Regions from separate parts of the Homo sapiens genome. Here region 2 is linked to region 1. A link is a loop called in an ENCODE intact Hi-C map of the cell type or tissue named here. Cell type or tissue: lower leg skin. All regions are shown on one strand. Each heading gives the region's core, and the rest is flanking DNA. Links, peaks and the distances in the headings are about the cores only.

What was found. A loop is a pair of places that touch in the nucleus more often than their neighbours do. Peaks named below come from ENCODE experiments on the same cell type or tissue, not always from the same donor. Only the 100,000 strongest peaks of a DNase experiment are listed, where the experiment ranks them.
Region 2: a loop joins it to region 1, with 7 times the contacts of the local background. A loop is called at or near these places in 2 of 110 quality-filtered maps.

The regions. Positions count from the first base shown.
Region 1 is chr9:121,465,899-121,468,805 of GRCh38, forward strand. It overlaps GGTA1 (glycoprotein alpha-galactosyltransferase 1 (inactive)), which reads right to left. Exons shown (of 6, transcript NM_001382585.1): 2 at 1,945-2,033. The coding sequence starts at 2,024. Among named protein-coding and RNA genes, the nearest start is that of GGTA1, 32 kb to the right of the region's middle. In lower leg skin, for the core only: no CTCF peak of the experiment used is centred there; no DNase peak of the experiment used is centred there.
Region 2 is chr9:121,698,906-121,701,812 of GRCh38, forward strand. It overlaps DAB2IP (DAB2 interacting protein), which reads left to right. Exons shown (of 16, transcript NM_001395010.1): 3 at 420-553. Among named protein-coding and RNA genes, the nearest start is that of DAB2IP, 49 kb to the left of the region's middle. RefSeq lists a silencer at 562-641. In lower leg skin, for the core only: no CTCF peak of the experiment used is centred there; DNase peaks (open chromatin) are centred at 513, 950 and 1,396; H3K4me3 peaks cover 595 bases.

The sequences.
Region 1 (2,907 bases), core at 314-2,813:
GGTACTATTATAATCCCTCCCCCAACTTTTTTTTTGAGACAGTGCCTTACTCTGTCACCCAGGCTGGAGTGCAGTGGCAGGACCACAGCTCACTGCAGCCTCAACCTCTCAGGCTCAAGTGATCCTCCCACCTCAGCGTCGTAAGTAGCTGAGACTACAGGTGCGCACCACCATGCCTGGCTAACTTTTTAATTTTACTTTTGTAGAGACAGGGTCTTGCGATTTTGCCAGGGCTGGTCTTGAACTCCTGGGTTCAAGCAATCTGTCCTCCTTGGCCTCCCAAAGTGTTGGGATTACAGGTGTGAGCCACCATGCCCAGCCTATTATCCCCAATTTTTAAAGATAGGGAAACTAAACAAGAACAGAGTGGCTGAGCAACTTGCCCAAGGAGCAGCCTAGCTCTAGAGTCTGAGTGGGAAACGTCCTCAGCCCTCAGTTGCCTAAGAGAGTTCCAGGGTCCCCACACAAAACTCTGAGTCATCTCTTCTTTGAACTAAATCCCCTCAGTTTTCTCAATTCAAAAGACCTAGTTTCCAGACCCTTTTAACTTGGTCACACTCTAGTTTGTCATGTTTTTCTTAAAATGAGTTGTGCAGAATGAAACAAAGCAACATTCCAGAAATGGTTACATCTGTGCAGCACCACAGGGACTAATGGCTCCAGCATTCGGAGAGTTCTTCTGCTACTGATGCACCTAAAGGCACGGTTCCATTTTTAGTAACCAAGACAGTCCTCCTAGATCATCAAATCTTAGAATTTAAGAATCAAAAGAGGCCGGGCATGGTGGCTCACGCCTGTAATCCCAGCACTTTGGGAGGCCGAGGCAGGTGGATCATTTGAGGTCAGGAGTTCAAGACCAGCCTGGCCAACATGGTGAAACCCTGTCTCCACTAAAAATACAAAAATTAGCTGGGCGTGGTAATACACGCCTGTAATCACAGCTACTCAGGAGGCTGAGGCAGGAGAATTGCTTGAACCTGGAAGGCAGATGTTGCAGTGAGTCGAGATCATGCCACTGTGTTCCAGCCTAGGTGACAAGAGAGAGACTCTGTCTCAAAAAAAAAAAAAAAAAAGAATCAAAAGAGATATTCGAATGTTAATCCAGGCTACCATCTTGAACTTGGGGGCCACTGAAACACTCCGCTATGAAAATATTAATGGTACCAAAATAGCTCTGTACAACTCAATTGTACAGTAGATTTTTTGAACCTTAAGGCTGAGCTTTTCCAGTCTTTTGAGTCAAAGGCATCAGGCATTTCTGTGGCTGCTTGTGAAGACTTCAGTCAGAAGCCTCTCCAGCTGGAATGGCCAGGCATTGTAGTTTCAAAAGGCACAGAGGTAGCTCATATATTTGGGGTGAATCCATAGATGAATTTGAAAACTTAGAAATGCTTAATTCATTTTGCTTTTCAAAGTTAAACACACACACACACCCACACACACTCTCTCTCTCTCTCAAAGATTTTAGCCAGGCACAAATGAATCACTAGCAATTCAGTATGTATTTTGCAGCAAAATTCAACAACTTAAGTTGCTCCTTTAAACTCTGCAAATATTTCAGGATTTCAAAATTCAGGGTGGATTTCTCATGGAATTCCTGTCTGAAATTTCTTAAGGTAATTTCCATATTTGATTATCCAAGTTATTTAAAATTACATTGGGCCTAATTTGATCTCATTTTCTCTGGATCTAGCCTACTGTTACAAAAATTATGATATTAGGAACAAGGCAGGAAGGAAGATAAGTAGTTAGCCAGAAGTCACTTGGGAGAGCTAATGATTTTAAAGACAGTCCAGGGCTTAGGAATTCAGGAAGGGTGGAATCCCTTATTTATGGTTTTAGTTAATCCTAATTTCAATTCAGCCTGGCAACTTGGATGATACTAGTAGGATAGAATCAAAGCAGTATTTTCATCCACATCACTTCATCATGTTTCATAATTACCTGTTGATAAATTCCCAAAACACAATGATCACAGTTGAGACAACCAGCATTGACAGAATTACTTTTCCTTTGACATTCATTATTTTCTCCTAGGAAAAAAGAAGAGGGGAGAAAAAAAGAGAACAGATTAAATCAATGAACTTCAAGAGGCAGTTTTTAAAAAATGCTTTTACCCCGTTCTTTTTTAAAATTACTACTATACTTTAAGTTCTGGGATACATGTGCAGAACGTGCAGGTTTGTTACATAGGTATACACGTGCCATGGTGGTGCACCCAGCAACCCATCATCTACATTAGGTATTTCTCCTAATGATATCCCTCCCCTAGCCCCCCATCCCCTGACAGGCCCCGGTGTGCGATGTTCCCCTCCCTGTGTCCAGGTGTTCTCATAGTTCACCTCCCACTTACGAGTGAGAACATGCGGTGTTTGGTTTTCTGTTCCTGTGTTAGTTTGCTGAGAATGATGGTTTCCAGCTTCATCCATGTCCCAGCAAAGGACATGAACTCATCCTTTTTTATGGCTGCATAGTATTCTATGGTGTATATGTGCCACATTTTCTTTATCCAGTCTATCATTGATGGGCATTTGGGTTGATTTCAAGTCTTTGCTATAGTGAATAGTGCTGCAATAAACACATGTGTGCATGTATCTTTATAATAGAATGATTTATAATCCTTTAGGTATATACCCAGTAATAGGATTGCTAAGTCAACTGGTATTTCTGGTTCTAGATCCCTGAGGAATCGCCACACTGTCTTCCACAATGGTTGAACTAATTTACATGCCCACCTAATTCTTTCTAAAAGGATACATTTAGGATGATCTAACTAGAGCTGAGGAGTCTGTTCTACCTTAAATTGCATAGACCTGCAGTGGCAGATCATGCCAATTTGGTTAATAGAGGAGGCTGCCTCCATTGGCAAGGGTGCTAAGGCCACACTGGGGCTCAGAGGGGAGGTAT
Region 2 (2,907 bases), core at 271-2,770, 230 kb after region 1:
TCGGAGGCGGCAGGGAGGTGAGCGGGGCGGCCGGCCCTGGCGGTCCCCGGGGGTCTCCGCCCCTCCGCAGCCCCGCCCCCTCGTCCCGGTACTCCCCCTCGCCCCGGCGCCCGGGGGGCTCGGGCAGCCTCGGCCGCGGTCGGCGCGGCTCGGCTCGGCGTCGCCAAGGCAACAGCGGCTTAGGGGGCGGGGGCGACGTGGCGGGCGGGGTGGGCTGGGCCGCGCTGCGCGGGCCGGGCCGTCGGCGCTCGGTCGGCGGGCGGGCGGCGCGGGCCGCGAGCTGCTGGGGCCGAGCCCGAGCCCGGCCCGCCCTCGGCCGCGCGGCCGCCCAGCAAGGGTGCGGGTCCCGCGCGGGTCCCGGCCCGCCGCCGCCGCGCTAACCCCGCCTCCCCTTCCCCCTCTTGTCCCCCCGTGCGCAGGGCTTCCTCAGCCGCCGCCTCAAGGGCTCCATCAAGCGCACCAAGAGCCAGCCCAAGCTGGACCGCAACCACAGCTTCCGCCACATCCTGCCGGGGTTCCGGAGCGCCGCCGCCGCCGCCGCGGACAATGAGAGGTGAGCCCGCCGCCGCCGCCCGGTCCCCCGCGCCGCCGCCCCGGGCTGCGCCCCTGAGGACGCGGGGACAAAGCGCGAGCCCGGCCCGGGGCGAGCCACACGGCGGTGGGGGGACCCCACGCCGCCCGCCGGGAACTTATGGGGCCACCTCGGCCGGACTAGGGGGCCCGAGGGGAGGACCCTGTGCCTCCCTCCGGGGTTAGGTGAGTAGAAGAGAGGAGAGCAGAGGGTGCCCGCGGCGGCCCGGGCGAGGCCGGGCGCGAAGTCCCCTCGCAGGGAAGTCCTGCCTCGCCTGTCCGAGGTGGGCATTGTTTCCCGGGCCGTGCGGTGCCCGAACCGGGGACGGAAGTGGGGCCTCTGCCGCCAGGACCCATCCCCCTGCCTTGGGAGCCCCTGGGTATCAGATACAAAAGGCATTTTCGGCCGGGTTTGGCCGAGACCGGGCGCTGCCCGTGGTGAGGGGAAGGGTGAACATCTGGAGGGGAGGAGCAGGGGGCTGGGCCACTTAGGGGGCACATCTGCTCTAAGTAGGGCGCGTGCTCCACTGGGGGCTGGCGCTAGCAGAGCGGGCAGTGCCCAGGCCCTGAGCTGGGGGCACAGCCTGAGGCTGGGGAGCCAGGGCCATCTCCTCTCCAGCCTAGGCAGCTGCTTCTCTCCTTCCCTCACCTCTCCACTCTCAGGGGTGTCTCCTGCTTTCTGTTTCCTTCTCCTGGGCCAGCCGGGAGCAGGTGTGGAAATTCCGCGGGGAGGTGGCTGGTGGGGCAGAAGGGGAGAGGGAGGAGGAGGTGGTTCAACCTGCCGGGAGACGCTGGCCAGGGAGCAGGCTTCAGCTCGCAAGGGCAAGCCATCCTGTCCTCCAGGGGGCACTGGGCGGACACAGCCTCTCAGGGCCCAGGTCCTCCTCGAGTGGTGCCAGCCACAGGCACCTTTCCACTTAGGCACAGGCATGGTGATGGATTCCAGTGCCAGTTAGAACATGTCCCTGCCCAGCCTGTGGAGGTGAAAGTACGGGCAGGCACCGAGGAGCCTTTTCAGCATTCAGCCCGAACGTCTCAGACCACTGGCATCTGCCTTCGTAGGGCTGTGTCCGTGTTGGCACTCCCTGTAGGGGAGGCGTAGGTAGCATGAAAATGTCTCTCCCCTCCCCCTTGGTTCTAGCGGGCAGAGGAGTACAAGTTACAGCCCAACTCCTGCCCAAGGTTGAGTGACTGTTTAACTGACCCCTAGCATCTTCCTGGAGAGTAACACTTCCACCTCCCAGTAGAATGGCTAGACGTTTAATTTCCATCGTCCCAGAGCCGCGCTCTCCAGTGCATCCTCACCACTGCCTGCAGCTGGTTTCCTGCCCCAGCTGCCAAGCCCAGCCTGAGGCGGGACCCTCAGCCTTTCTCTGATGGCCCTGGTGCCCCAGGGGACCAGGCGTGCCCTGGCAGGAAGATGCAGCCAGGCCAGAGCTCAGCGCTGGGTGCAGTCACTGCGTCTTTGAAAATCTCGCTTCCCATCTTTGTTATTGTCTGGGCGGCAGGCCACCCGGTTTGCTGCCTTCCTCCCTCCACCGGGCCCCTGCCTTCGGCTGTCTTCCCCAGGAACATGCCCTTCTCCGCGCTTTCCTTGGCGGGGGTCAGGACCCTCTGCACCCGCATGCGGGGGCTTGTGTACGTACCCCGTTTTGTGTGCATGTGGTGGTTGTCCGGGGAGCAGGAGAGACAACAGGCAGTCCGGCTTCTGAGTGTGTCTGCTCTCCCGGGAGCAGGCGGCATGCATGTCATGTTTACCTCCTTACAGCGGGAAGCCTGTACCTAGAAGCCGGCAAGTGCTGGCTGGCCACCCTAGCCAGAGGTCGGGGCATGGCCAAGACGACCTCGTGCGGGTCCTGCCCCACTTGGCCTCAGGTCAGCCTTGCCACATGCTGAAGGGGCGCAGAGTGGGGGTTGGGAGTGAAACTACAAGCCTGTTTCTGGAAACAGTAGGAAACGGTAGCGGTTGGAGCAGAATGTCACTGGCAGCGGTGTGGAATTGTCTTATTAATTTTCTATAAACAAAATATGGCTTGGTGGCCTCTCTGGCACAGGAAGGGAGCCTAGATTTCCCATGGACAGGCAGAAAGACTGGGTTTGAAATCTCTCTACCCAGCCTTGGAGCTGAAATAGGCTTTCCCAGGACTGGGGTCTCCTGATTTGCTGCTTTGCTTAGGAACAGATTCGTCGGCTGCTGCTGGGATGGATGGGCAGAAATTTCTCTGGGGCTGTCCCTGGAGTCATCCTATTTGGAGTTCAGTGAGTAAAAACAACTATGGTGACCCCGCCCGCCCCCCAGCTCATGGCCAAACCTGGATGAGTGGAGCAGTGCCTCTC